3 separate regions of the Homo sapiens genome follow, and all the other regions are linked to region 2. Evidence: chromatin contacts called from ENCODE Hi-C or POLR2A ChIA-PET data. All regions are on one chromosome and are shown on one strand. The core of a region is the stretch at or near the end of the contact, and the rest is flanking DNA. Distances in the headings are between cores, read along the strand shown.

What was found. Hi-C counts contacts between places; a loop is a spot of excess contacts on that map. ChIA-PET counts read pairs that join two places held with the same protein, here RNA polymerase II (POLR2A). Pooled maps may share reads with other maps.
Region 1: a pooled map shows a loop between it and region 2 (7-fold over the local background). The contact joins the promoter of KLHDC10 here to the promoter of ZNF800 in region 2. A Hi-C loop is called at or near these places in 5 of 50 pooled maps. POLR2A ChIA-PET finds 5 or more read pairs at or near these places in 2 of 52 experiments (CD4-positive, alpha-beta T cell and activated B cell).
Region 3: a loop to region 2 is called in a map of CD8-positive, alpha-beta T cell, with 7 times the contacts of the local background. The contact joins the promoter of NRF1 here to the promoter of ZNF800 in region 2. A Hi-C loop is called at or near these places in 1 of 168 maps with a recorded cell type or tissue (CD8-positive, alpha-beta T cell) and 7 of 50 pooled maps. POLR2A ChIA-PET finds 5 or more read pairs at or near these places in 1 of 52 experiments (naive thymus-derived CD8-positive, alpha-beta T cell).

What each region holds. Positions count from the first base shown.
Region 1 is chr7:130,069,282-130,073,797 of GRCh38, reverse strand. It overlaps KLHDC10 (kelch domain containing 10), which reads right to left and starts at 3,264. Exons shown (of 10, transcript NM_014997.4): 1 at 2,989-3,264. The coding sequence starts at 3,154. RefSeq lists a silencer at 3,060-3,229 and enhancers at 3,330-3,519, 3,550-3,749.
Region 2 is chr7:127,390,638-127,394,864 of GRCh38, reverse strand. ZNF800 (zinc finger protein 800) reads left to right here and starts at 2,157. Exons shown (of 6, transcript NM_176814.5): 1 at 2,157-2,805; 2 at 3,250-3,368. The coding sequence starts at 3,308. RefSeq lists enhancers at 1,358-1,487, 2,228-2,357, 2,202-2,702 and silencers at 1,798-2,197, 2,598-2,997.
Region 3 is chr7:129,609,172-129,613,306 of GRCh38, reverse strand. It overlaps NRF1 (nuclear respiratory factor 1), which reads right to left and starts at 1,587. Exons shown (of 11, transcript NM_005011.5): 1 at 1,483-1,587. RefSeq lists enhancers at 300-439, 2,120-2,169 and a silencer at 740-1,729.

The DNA.
Region 1 (4,516 bases), core at 2,015-4,514, 2.7 Mb before region 2:
ACCAAGTTTCAAGTTTGCATAACTGGATGGATAAAGAAGCTATCACTGAAAGAGAATGAGAACACTCCAGGAAGACCAGGTTGTTTTGTTTGGTTTCATTGGGGGCTGGATGGAGGGTTGAGATGTAAAAAGTAAGAAAAGGTTCTAAGTATCAGTAACTGGAAGTCTTGGTAGAGAAGGATGAAAAATGGAACATGGGGCTGGCTGGGCGCTGTGACTCACGCCTGTAATCCCAGCACTTCGGGAGGCTGAGGCGGAAGGATCACTTGAGGCCAGGAGTTCGAGCCCAGCCTGGCCAACATGGCAAAAACCCATCTCTACCAAAAATACAAAAAATTAGCCGGACGTGGTGGCCCGCACCTCTAATCCAGCTACTTGGCAGACTGAGACAGGAGAATTGCTAGAGTTCGGGAGGCAAAGGTTACAGTAAGCCAAGACTGTGCCACTGCACTCCAGCCTGGGCCACAGAGTGAGGCTCTGTCTCAAAAAAAAAAAAAAAAAAAAGACAAATAGGATTTAGAGGTCAAAAGAGAGAGACAGTGAGCTATACTATAGTTTTTTGTTGTTGTTGTTGTTGTTTTTTAATTTTTAACTTGAGATGTGGTCTTGCTTTGTTGCCCAGGCTGGCCTTGAACTCCTAGGCTCAAGTGATCCTCCCACCTTGGACTTTCAAAGTGCTGGGGTTACAGATGTGAGCCACCACGACCAGCCGCTATAGTACACTCAAAAAAATAAAAAATTTGGCTGGGCGAGGTGGCTCACGCCTGTAATCCCAGCACTTTGGGAGGCTGAGACAGGCAAATCACCTGAGGTCAGGAGTTCAAGACCAGCCTGGCCAACATGATAAAATCCCGTCTCTACTAAAAATACAAAAACTAGCCTGGCGTGGTGGTGGGCGCCTGTAATTTCAGCTACTCAGGAGGCTGAGGCAGGAGAATTGCTTGAGCCTAGGAAGTGGAGTTGCAGTGAGCCGAGATCGCGACACTGCACTCCAGCCTGGAGGACAGAGTGAGACTCCATCTCAATAAATAAATAAATAAATAAATAAATTTAAAATAAAAGGTTTTATCTCCAAGGCCCGTCAACCAAGCCTAGACATCCTATTCCTCCCCATCACCTAAAATCTTTTAAAATCTATCAAAATGCAAGAAAAGGGAGAGGCTTAAAATGCAATACCTAGCAGAATAAAGAATTGGTATGAAAGAATTTCAAACTACATAATACATTGAGGTATCAGATGTGTCCCAATTTTGAGAATGAGTAAAGGAGCAATGAAGTGTCAGTCAAGAGAAAAGGGAAGCAGAAAAAAGAGACTGATGACCCCGCTTTACAAATTTTCACAGTTTAGACACGTTTATCTTTACCTCCGGATAAATGGCTGTTCTTGGTCTTGTGTGCTAAGGGAATGCAGAAATAGCTCTACACTGAAGCCCCTTAGCAGAAATCATGGCTTCCACTGCCATCACGTGGTTGAAGTGAGGAAGTGCACCAAGCAGGTTCTAGGAACCTAGGAATGCCTACTTGAAGCCCATGGTATAATTAATCCGTGATCAAAGACCTAAAGATTGCGGTAGTAGAGGGCAAACTGGTGACAGTGTTTGCTAAGAGATTCATCTTCTAAGCTGCCAATACACAAAAATCTAAGTTTTTATTATTAATTGGGAGTAAGAAAAAAGATTGCTCCTTTTTTCTTTTTCATGTTAAAGATCGTATATTTAGCAATTCTAGGATGCCCAGTCTGATATTAACGTCTCAAACCCAACTTCTGGTATATTATATGACTACTTACAAATGCCTCGATTTAATGCATATAAATGGGGTAATGTACATTTCTAGCACACATCAACAACCTCATCACGAACATAAGCAATTGTCTCATTAAATGTGCTAAATTCCCTTTGTCATCTTCAATTTAATCAAATAATAATTTTTGACTAGAAGTATAAGGTACAGTCTTAAGCACAATTCATAAAAACCAATTCATCATGTTCTCAAAACTCATCAGCTAAACAAATATATCACTAATATAATCAATATTATTCACAAAAAACACGATGAATAATTAACACATCATTCCTGATAGTTCTTTTCATAGTAAAAATAAGCTTGCCCAGTGGGATATTTGACGTTCTCTGCATTATTTAATTCCCTACCTTCCTTCTACTAGATTGAATATTCAATTACAAACATACCTCTTTAAAATTGTCTACACATACATATCCACTTGATTTTATTTTGTTTTCAAAAGCATCTGAACTCAAGGCTAGGGCACTGTAGACCAAAATGTCAAATAATTGTATTGGGTACATTTTTCCAATTCTCAGTTGTTTTTATATTGTAAACACAGCATAATTGTGTCACTAAGTATATTTTTGATCTTCACTTTCTCCCCTTAAAACCTAGACACCATTATCCTGTCTCTGAACATTCCAAAATATTAATAATCCAACTAGTTTTCCCTAATCCTCTAGGTTCTCTTTCCCATACACTCCCCAGCCAACACTCCCCCACCCCTTTCTTCCGTTTCAGAATGCCTCTTACACACACGCCCCGTGTAGTTTTTACAAAATCACTCCTTGGAATGCGTTTCCTTCTTCTCTCCTTAACTTGGCACCCTTTTTGAAATAATTTCCCACAGCTAGGCGCCAATGTCTTTCATTTACAAGATCAAACTGCGGAAGGGGAAGAGATTGGGAATCGAGTAACCGAAACATTTGGAAATGTCAATGAGACAGTGGCCTCTCCTTTGAAAAGAAAACACAACTCTCAGCACAGAGCTTTCAACAGAGCACAGATACTTTTCTTCGCTGTGCTCCTGTTCCCTCCCTGACCTCAAAGACACCTTCCCTTTTCTCTGATCCCCAGTCCCTCTGCTATGCGTGGGGCCTGCCTTTCCTCCTCCCAAGGAAAAGCAAGCCAGGGAGAAAAAGAAAAGGTAGCAGTCACCTTCCCGCCCGCAAGCGGTCAGGACCCTGTCCCACGACTCACCTGGCAGGTGCGGCCGCCCGGAGAGTTGCACGAAGCGGTTGAGCTGGCCAGTCCCCCGACCCCCGCTGCCCCCACTGCCCCCGCCGGCCCCGCTACCTCCGCCACCAGCGCCGGCGGCGCCTCCTCCCCTCCGGCGGTTCCTGTCCCAGCCCTGGGCGGCCGACATGACCCGCTAACGATTGCCGCAGCCCGGTCCCGTCAGCGCCTGACCCAGCGGAACCAGCGGAGCCTCCTTCCTGGGCTCCTCCAGAGACCCAGGAGACAGGGGAAGGGGGCAGCGCCCGGTCCCACCAGAGACCAATGACTTACCGCCTTGGTGAAAGGCAGCCAATGGTCAGTCGTTTTCTTGGTAGGTGGCGGGAGGCGGAGAGAAACGTGGTAACCATAGCTATGGCTAAAAAAAAAAAAGTAGGGGGAGAGAAAGGCAGAAGCAGCCACTCCTAGCTCTCATCGTCCGCTCTGGGCTGGCCGGCGTCACCCCGACTCCTGCGGGGCCAGGCGGGCCAATCGAAGACCGAGTGTCAGAGGCCGCGCCTGCGGAAAGACTCCCGGGGACGGCCAGTGCCTCAGTCTTGGTTAGGATTCAGGAACTTTTTCCCATAAACATTGCAATCAGACACTGGATATACGCATAATACACATATTTGGGGGCAAGACGGTATTCTGCCAGCTTTTCAGATTGAGATCCCATTCACTGATGGTTGACACACACAAAGGGCTTGCTTGGGGTCCGGGTAGGTGAGGGGACCCAGGGGCGGAGTCAAAGCTAAAATGTAAGAACCAGATATTCCTGGGTTTCATTTGTCTTTCAGTCGGCTTAGCTGCATTTGTCCCTGTATAAGCCACGTCCCAATCAAACAGTTTTAAACCTGGTTAACAAATATGGGAAAATGTTCACTCTCACCTGTAATCTTAGAAATACAAAATAAAACCCCAATGAGAAACCATTTCTGGTTTATTACATCAGTAAAGACTTTTCAAATAACACCTGGCAGTGTGTGGAATGCCAAGAAAAAGGTATTCTCATAGATGGCTGATGGCTCTGTAAATATTTTTGTTCGCTCAAACTCCTTTTGGCTAGTAGAAAATTTTAATCAGCTTGGAAGATATATAATCAAGAGGAAATGTAAAATTAAATAAAAGGCAGCAACGGGTATGGAAGATCAAGATCAAAGAAAATTTTTAATGTGCCGATCAGGAGTTTCTATTGTTCCAAAATTAAACAGAAATTTTGGCTTGAAACTTACTGGGCGCAATGCAGACTGGGAAAACATACTATACACTGATGTTTCTGAATGATAAGGAAAAAGCATATCAAATTCCTCAAGGGAAACAAAACTTTTCAAGGTCCTTAGATGTGACAGATTTTTTTTTCTTTTGCATTAGAAGAACCTTACATGGTTGCAGAGAAAAAAAAGAAACTCTGCTGGAGCTGAGGACAAATACCCTTTGTACCTGGTGTGCAAATTTCTGGTCGCCACTGGCACTGCCTCCTTGTTTTCCTACTTCCAGTCCCTGTAGGCAGAAA
Region 2 (4,227 bases), core at 908-3,407:
TCTAATTCTAATTTTTCAAAGATTGTCTAAACTTACTCTGTTAGCAAGCAATTTTGAGGACCCTCTGGTACTGACCACTTTGCATTCGAATATAAATAACACTACATTTGCTCACAAAACATACTTTTGTGTGTTTTTTTTTTTTTTTTTTTTTTTTTTTTTTTACTCACACCTGGTCAGCAAACAACTGATATATCTGAAGCAAAGCTTTTTCAGGGTTAGAACAATTTAGACTTGCATATTCATTTTTAAGCCTATGATAAATATGTTTATTACATAAAAGTAGGAAAAGATCCTCTGAAAATGCAGAAAATATTTTACCTCACATTTTACCACGCAGAGGTCTCCAGTGTAGATATTTGCATGTTTCTTTCAGTCTTTTTTCACTGCATTTTTTGGAGTGACATTGAGCTTTATTAGTGTATACCATTTTCATATTATTACAGCCTTCTTACTGCGTTTCAAAATTTTTCTGCTTATTAAAGTTTTATATACTTAATTTACAAATTTTGCAAAGTATACAAAAGAATAAAATAAAAATCATTCATAATTGCACTGTTACAGCCCACTGTTAAAATATCACATTTCAAAATACTTCTTTTTTGTTGCTTAAGCATATTCCATACAACTAAATTTTATATAAAATGTGATTTTTATTGGCTGCATAACAAACACTATCACAGAAGTATCATAACTTATTTTACATTAATTTATAAACTGTGGCATTTCATATTTTAGTTTCACGTTGGGTGATGCCTCTTAACTATGGGACAGATATATATGATCATACCACTTATGTGACTAGTTAAAGATCACGTTTCTATCCCTTTCTTGTCATCCCCTAGAATCAAGCTGCTGCAATCCCCGGAGACCTAATGCAAACGCTTCACCTCCTGGACCCAAGCCATCCCGCCCCCCGCCCCCGCCTCTCCCGTAGCTGGGACCACAGGCACGCGCCATCCTGCCCGGCTAATTTTTTTTTATTTGGTTGAGAGGGCGTTTTGCCATGTTGCCAGGCTGGTCTCTAACTCCTGGGCTTAAGCGATCCTCCCGCTTTGACCTCCCGAAGTGCTGGGATTACAAACACCAGCCACTGCGCCTGGCCCAACATTTTTAAAGTAACAAATGTATCAATTTACAAACTTTCCTTTGGATTTTGAAAACTGAACTTTTTCTCTTCTAAACAAAGTCTATCTACTGAACTTCAGTTTTTTCAGGACCCCGCACAATGGCAGCTTAAGTTGGACCAACTGGAAAGGTTTTCAGTGGATCTTGGGGAGGATCGGAGACAAGGCGAATGGGCTTTATTCTCTTAAAATTTCCTGACGGGCGGTGGACACATATTTGCTTGATGTCACCAAGAGCAAGAATTACGTTCCAGGAGCTGGGAGGAAACAACGGAGGCGGCTCTCTCGCCCCCAAGAAGCGGCCCTTGGTTGGCAGAATTTGACAGATGACTGGGATCTTCGAGGATTTTCCAAGCAGGATCGGGGCGCAGAAGAGGAGGGAAAGTGCGTGAGCCCACGTGACCCAACTCCACTTTCAAGTTTGAGAAGCGGAGCTGCCAGGATAAATACCCATCTGCTACCAATAGATGCTTTCCCTCCCTTGGGCCTGATAAAAGAATCCCCAAGTTCCGGGAGGCATGCTTCGAAAATTGTTGGCAGGAAAAAAATGTTCAACTTTTGCCATTTAGCAATGCACTGACAGCCTTTTGGGGATCATCACTACTTATGGCTCATACATCTGCCCACCGCTTCCTAAGTCCTCTCCCAACCCTCCCCGAGTTTCAGTTCCACTGAACAGAGAACAGCGAGAGCAACAGTTTGGTGGCCGAGCAGCCCGTCTCCGTGGGCGCGCACGCCGCATCGCGGGCCTCACACCTCACTTTGGGCTTCGGCTCTCGGTCGGCCCGAGACTCCGGCCGCGGCCCTGGTGTCCCCCGCCCCGGTTCCCTCCCCTCGGACACGGCCCTCGCGCCGGCGGCCCCGGTCCCCTCCCCACCGGCCGCGGCGGGCACAGCGCGTCGCCTACCCACAGGCGGGGGCGCCGGCCGGGCGCATGCGCGCGGCGCTCCCGGGCGTGCCGGCCACACTCCCCCCACCCACTCGGTGAGCTTGTCACTTCCTGCCCTCGCCCCATCTCCGTCCGGGGTCAGTCAGTCGCTCCCTGTCGCTGCCGGAGAGTCTCTGCTTCCCCCTTCCTACGCGCTCCGCGGCGGTAGCTCGGGCTCTCCGGAGGAGGGGGCGACAGAGTAAAAGAGAGGCTGACTTAATAAAGTTTCCTGAAACAACAACTACCACCGAAAAGGCCCAAGGTTGGGGGAGACCCCCATTTTTCTCCGCCCCTCTCCTAAAGCCTGAGGGACCGTTGCAGGTGGAGCGGCGCTGGTGGGACCCGGGTTGCGGCGGCAGCCGTTGCCCCGGCGAGGGAAGCCTCAGGTCCTGCCCGCTCCGGTTCCGGCTCCTTCGGTGGTGGCGGCGGCAGCTGCTGCCGGGCGGTTCCTCCTGTCAACTGCCTCCGCCCGCGCGCCTCCCGCCTAGCCACACAGCGCGGAGGACGCCGTGAGCCGCCGCCGCAGTCGTCTCGGCCCGCGGAGGGACGTGGTGAGCTGTGGCGCTTCCGCGTCAGCGCCGGCGGGGACTCTTTGGGAGCGCGTCGGGCCCGAGTCCGGGTTCCCCCGCGTGGTCAGCGGAGGCTGCGCCAGGTGGGGCCCGCAGCCGCCTCCCACGCCAGGCTGTCCCCGCGGCCGCCCGGCCTGCCTTCCTTCCTTCCGCCCGCCCGCCGGCCCGCCCTAAGAGTTGAGTAAGTTGGGCGCACTTGGTTGTGGGGACGGGGTCTCCGCCAGGGAGACCCCAACGCACGTGCGTAGCGGGAGGGCGCGGCGTGGGCCAGCAGCCGGCGGGAGCGGCACCTCCGTAGTCCCGGAGCCCGGCGGTGCCCGCCGCGCTCTGCGCTCCGTTTCCGCGCGCCCGCCCGGGACGGCGAGGCCGCAGCCGCCCGCGCTGCCGGCCAGGCCTTCGCCCTGCGCTGCGCACCCGAGGCTGCGTTTCCGGGTAGGGCGATGAACCTGTGTGGGGAGTTTGGGCTGCAGGAGGGTTTGTGCGTCTTTCTGTTTTCTTTTCGAGAGGGAGGTGCGGGTCCGTGGAGGGAAAGCGGAGAGCTGATGATGGGAACGTATCTGGAAAATGCAGCCAGTGCCCCCCAGGAAGTTCAGGGCGAGTGACGGGTTTGTGCTTCTTTCAACAGCCACGCCGCAATGAAGAGCTTCTTACAGTGAAAGCAAAGTAGGTCGAGTCCACTGAAAATGCCTTTAAGGGACAAATACTGTCAGACTGACCACCATCATCACGGATGCTGTGAACCAGGTAGACCCCTCTTCGTCCGCAGTTGCTTTGCCCTCCATCAGAGCCACTCTGCCTTCTCTTTTTTTCTAGCTTTTTTTCCTCCTGCCCCAGTAGTCATTCTTAAGCAGGCTATGATATTCCCTAGCATAAGCCAGTTATGAAGCTAAAAGCTTGTACAAACAAGAGGTCTCCCCTGCTTGATCCCTTAAAAAAAAGTACTGCAAGTGTCACCTTAAATCATTTCCACAAGATCAGTCGCTCAGTCTTTTTTCTTTCTTTTTCAAGGCATCCTGCAGTTAATATACTCCTATGGTCTGTAAATGTTTAAAATTGAAGAGAAAGGAAAACATAGAATACTAGATTTGTTGTCGTGAAATTGTTTCACTGAAACTTTAAAAATTAAAAGTTTCTTAGGCATTTTAATCAGCAAGTAGTTCTGAAAGTCTAAAAGTGAGTTTAGTTTGGGTTTTAAAAGTTTGTTGAACTCATTGGGAGAATCAGGTTTTGCTAAGCGCAACCTTTAAAAAAATATCTTGGGCAGAACATATTATATTGCGAAATAAAAGAGAAATCTCTTTTTTTATTTAGGTAGAATACATAATTATTTCCAGGGTATTTTATGGAATGAAACTTGCTTTAGTTGAATTTATCATATGAAAAAGTTTTTCGGAGTCTCATGAAGAATACTAGCAAACTTTAATTTGATAAACTTGATATACTGTTGACAGTTCTACTTAGAACTTTGATATGCTTTGTGACAATCATTAAAAGGTATAACTTAAAAGGGAATCATTGAATGCATACCATCACTAAATCAAATAAAGGCTAGGCTATTCTAGTTTAAAGGCGGATGTTTATCATTATTTTTGACCTAAAAGTT
Region 3 (4,135 bases), core at 338-2,837, 2.2 Mb before region 2:
ACACACACACACAAACAGCATCTCCAAGACTCCAGCACCCCCCTTTCCCAATTACTTACTGGTCAAGCCCAAAGGAAAAATAATTTTTTAAAAGGCTAGGCTGAGATGGAATGGGAAAAAGGATCACTGTGAGCACAGATGATGTCCCGGGACAAAAGCTCTGCCCAACACTGCCCAAGCTGACAGGCTCACTCACACTACCTTTCTCCTTATGCGTCTCTCAATACGCAGTCTCTGAACACTTAAAAAAATGTGAATTTTGCTCTGACCACATAAAGAAATCAGCACGATTGACACCAGCTCTAAAATAAGCAATTAATATATTCTAATCTAATGCTTAAGAAGAATGGAGAGCAGGCAACAGCTCCTCCAACTGGTTGGAGCAGATATCACTGGAAGCCCCCCAAGTATTAAGATTTTTAAACAACTTCAAGTTCTGGTGGGCACAGCCAAATACACTGCAGAAACTTTGGGACCAGCAGCCACGACACAACAGGTGAGAGAGGCAGCAGACATCATTGCACGATGGAGTGCACAACATTCAATGACAAACCCGAAAAGGTCTGGGGATATGGGAAAATACCATGCACACGGCCATCTCAGAGCCCCTGTCTTTCCAGTGGCAAAAGGTTCTGTTCCTTCGGAGGGGCGTGCCACTCCCCCTCTCCCTCACCCAGGGGACCACCACCCCAGGCACAGGAAGAACCGCGGCCCCTCCGCGGGCACATCTCAGCTGGGGAAGAAAACACAATGTCGCTCCTTATTTCTGCGTACAAAAGGACTTTGCGCCCTCCTCCTCGAACTGCCGCCCCGGCCACCTCCTAACTTGCAAGAAGGTGGGCAACGCGCCATATTCCAGCGTCCCCCAGTCTACCTGGGTAACAAGCCCACGCCACCCCGGCAGGAGGGAAGCTTCGGAGGTCGCCCAAAGAGCCAGCCTCCTCTCCCGCAGGAGACAGCGGCTCCCGCGCCCCAGCCCGGCCCCACCGCGCCGCCCGCCCGCCCGCCCGCGTACGAGAGCCGGGAAGGGCCGAGGGGGCGAGCCGAGAGCCGCGGCTCCGGTCCCGCGCAGCCCGCCCACCTCCCGCTCCCGGGCCCGGCGCACTCTCCCGCGCCTCCCGCTCCCGAGCTGCGGGAAGGCCGGGCCCCGGGTTCCACGGCGGGGAGAAGGCCGCGGCCCCGAGAGCCCCAGGCGGCGGAGGAGGCCGGAACCCTGGGGCTCTCGGGAGGGCAGCGCCTCCCTCCCGAGCCCGCCAGGACGCCTGGGGCCTAGTGCGGCCTGCGCATCCTCGGGGTGGCGGTTTGGCTGGGCCGGGCCGGGGCCCCCCGCCCGAGGCGGGCCGAATCCGGCGGGGGCCCAGGCCCAGAGCCGGGGGCGGCAGGGTGCCGGCTGCGGGGCGGGCCGGCCGGCCGGCGGGCGGGCGGCGTGTTGCGGCTGCGCCGGGGCTGAAATAGCTGGAGATTGCGCGGTAGGGCACTCACCTCAGAGCGGCTGCGCTACCGTGGGCCTGCGCCGTGGAGACTGCGACCGCGCCGGCTCCTCGCAGCCTCCTGCCACCAGCGGCAATGGCGAGCGCTGCCGCTTCTGCCGCCGCCGCCGCCGCCGAGGAGGGGGAGGGGAGGGAGAGGGCACGCACGCGACGCACGGCCCGGCTTCCCCGCCCGGCCGCCGCCATGATGAGGAGGTCGGCGCGGCTGTGCTGCGGGCAGGCAGCGGAGAGGGCTCGCGGCGAGGGCTCCAGCTTACCCCGCCGCCGCGTCGCGTGCACGGAGCGCTTCAGAGGTTTGGAGGGGGCCGGAACCTCAAAAGCAACTGGATGAGCACAACGCGGACGCCCCGGAGAAGCGGCGCAAGCGGGCCCAAAATGGTTGCTGATCAGACGAGTGGCATCTCTCGCCCCCCTACCGCGGGAATTGGGACCTCCAGACTGTGCCTGGGGGATCGGCAAGTGGTTCCCCTCTGGTTTTTTCGGCGCTGCCTTCCCGGTGGTATCCTCACTCTCTCTCTTTGAAATGACCTCTGCTTTCCTATCTCTAACTCTTCCCAGATATTTGAAAGCAAGTTTTTGTACAAAGCAACATATGAATGTATTCAGCCATTCGATCGTTCGGCGAACATTTCTAGGTGTCTCGTGCTGTGCCAGATATTGTTCTGAGTGCGCTGAAGATGCACCTGTTAGCAAGACAAAGTCCTGGCTCCCACGGAGCTTATTCGAAGCAATAGGGGCCCCCAAGCAGGTGCCTGAGAAGTAGGGAGGGGTGGACAGTGGGAAAACAACCTAACGGTGGAGACACACGAGGGGTCTTTTTTTACTTTTAGAAACGGGGGTGGGTGGTCACCCTATGTTGCCTAGGCTGGTCTCGAACTCCTGGGCCCAAGCGATCCTCCCGACTCAGCCTCCCAAAGTGCTGGTATTACAGGACACCATGCCCGGCAGAGGGGTCGTTTTTGTTGTTTTTTTAGTGTCGTCAGGAGACTCCCTCCATCAGAATTACTCAGGCTGATTGTTTTGAGTCCTGGGACCCAGTTGGTATCCAGAATCTTGGCTTGTTTGCCTAGGAACCTGCATTTTCACATCCCCATCTCCACACCCCTGGTGATTCTTATGCATATAATAATGTGAAAAGCATTGCATTGAAGAATTGCTAAAGGGTGTCAGAAAACGGATTAACAAAATCAGGAAGCTTTAATTTTCAAGATTCTATTAACCTCAAAATTCAACATATCCAAAAATTGAATGTCTTTTTCTCCAGTGTTTTCTAGGAGAGTGCCAACACTAGCCACCCAAGTGCTCAAGCCAGAAACCTGGAAATGATCCATTACTCTTTCCTCTGTCTCTGGAGTCCCCATGTTAAATTAGATGTGTTTGTTTGTGAGACAGATTCTCACTCTATTACCTAGGCTGGAGGGCAGTGGTGCAATCATTGTTCACTGCAGCCTCGACCTCTCTGGGCTCAAGGATCCTCCCACCTCAGCCTCCCCAGTAGCTGGGACTACAGGTCCCCACCACCACGCCCGGCTAATTTTTGTATTTTTAGTAGAGATGAGGTTTCATCTTGTTGGCCCGGGCTGGTCTCGAACTCCTAGGCTCAAGTGATCTGCCTGCCTTAACCTCCCAAAGTGCTGGGATTACAGCCGTGAGCCACTGCACCCAGCCCCAATTAGATTTTTAAAACTGTTGTTCCCTGTCAGTTCTTACTCTGGTTCAGGCTACTGTCATCTCTCCTAGAGACACTGCGGTAGACTCCTCTTGGTCTCCCTGCCACCGAAATTGCCCTCTCCAAATCCACTACAGCTTGAATGGTCTTTCAAGAAAGAAAATCATGTTTTTTCCCTGTTTAAGACTCTTAAAAAGATCTGATTAACACGTAGGATAAAGTCTAAAATTCTTTGAGGTGGCTACAGGGCCATTGGTGATCTCATCCCTGTTGCCATCTCTGACCTCATCTGCCACAGATATTTCTCAGGCTACACTCAAAACTGGGAAGCTCTCAGGTCATTTAAGCCTGGAAATTGTGCCACCTCACAACTGTTGCAAGGGCTGTTCCCTTTGCCCATAACTTCATTTCTCTCTACACCATCTATGCACTTACTTGAATCCTCACCTGAATAATTCTTACCATTCTTTCAGATCCCAACATTAATACCATCGCCTCCAGGCAGCATTTTTTCATCTCCCAAGATTGGGTGCATTAGACCCTTTGTCATCACACCCAGTACTCCCCACGTTTATTGAGCGCTCACGATGCGTCAGGCCCTAGTGGAAGCCTTTATGCACATTATCTTCTTTCTCATTTAATTATCAAGTAGAGCCCACAAGGTAGGTACTACCTTTTTTTTAACTTTTGAGACAGGGTCTCACTGTATCTCCCAGACTGGAATACAGTGGCGCAAACACAGCTCACTGCAGTCTCATCCTGGGCTCAAGCAATCCTCCCATCTCAGCCTCCTGAGTAGCTGGGACCACAGGCAGATGCCTGTTGCCCAGGCTGGTCTCCAACTCCTGGGCTCAAGCCGTTCTACCTTAGCCTCCTAAAGTGCAGGGATTACAGGTGTGCAACTGTGCCCGGCCTGGGTAGTTACTAATATTATCCCATTTTACAGATGAAGAAACAAGGACATATAGGGGTTACT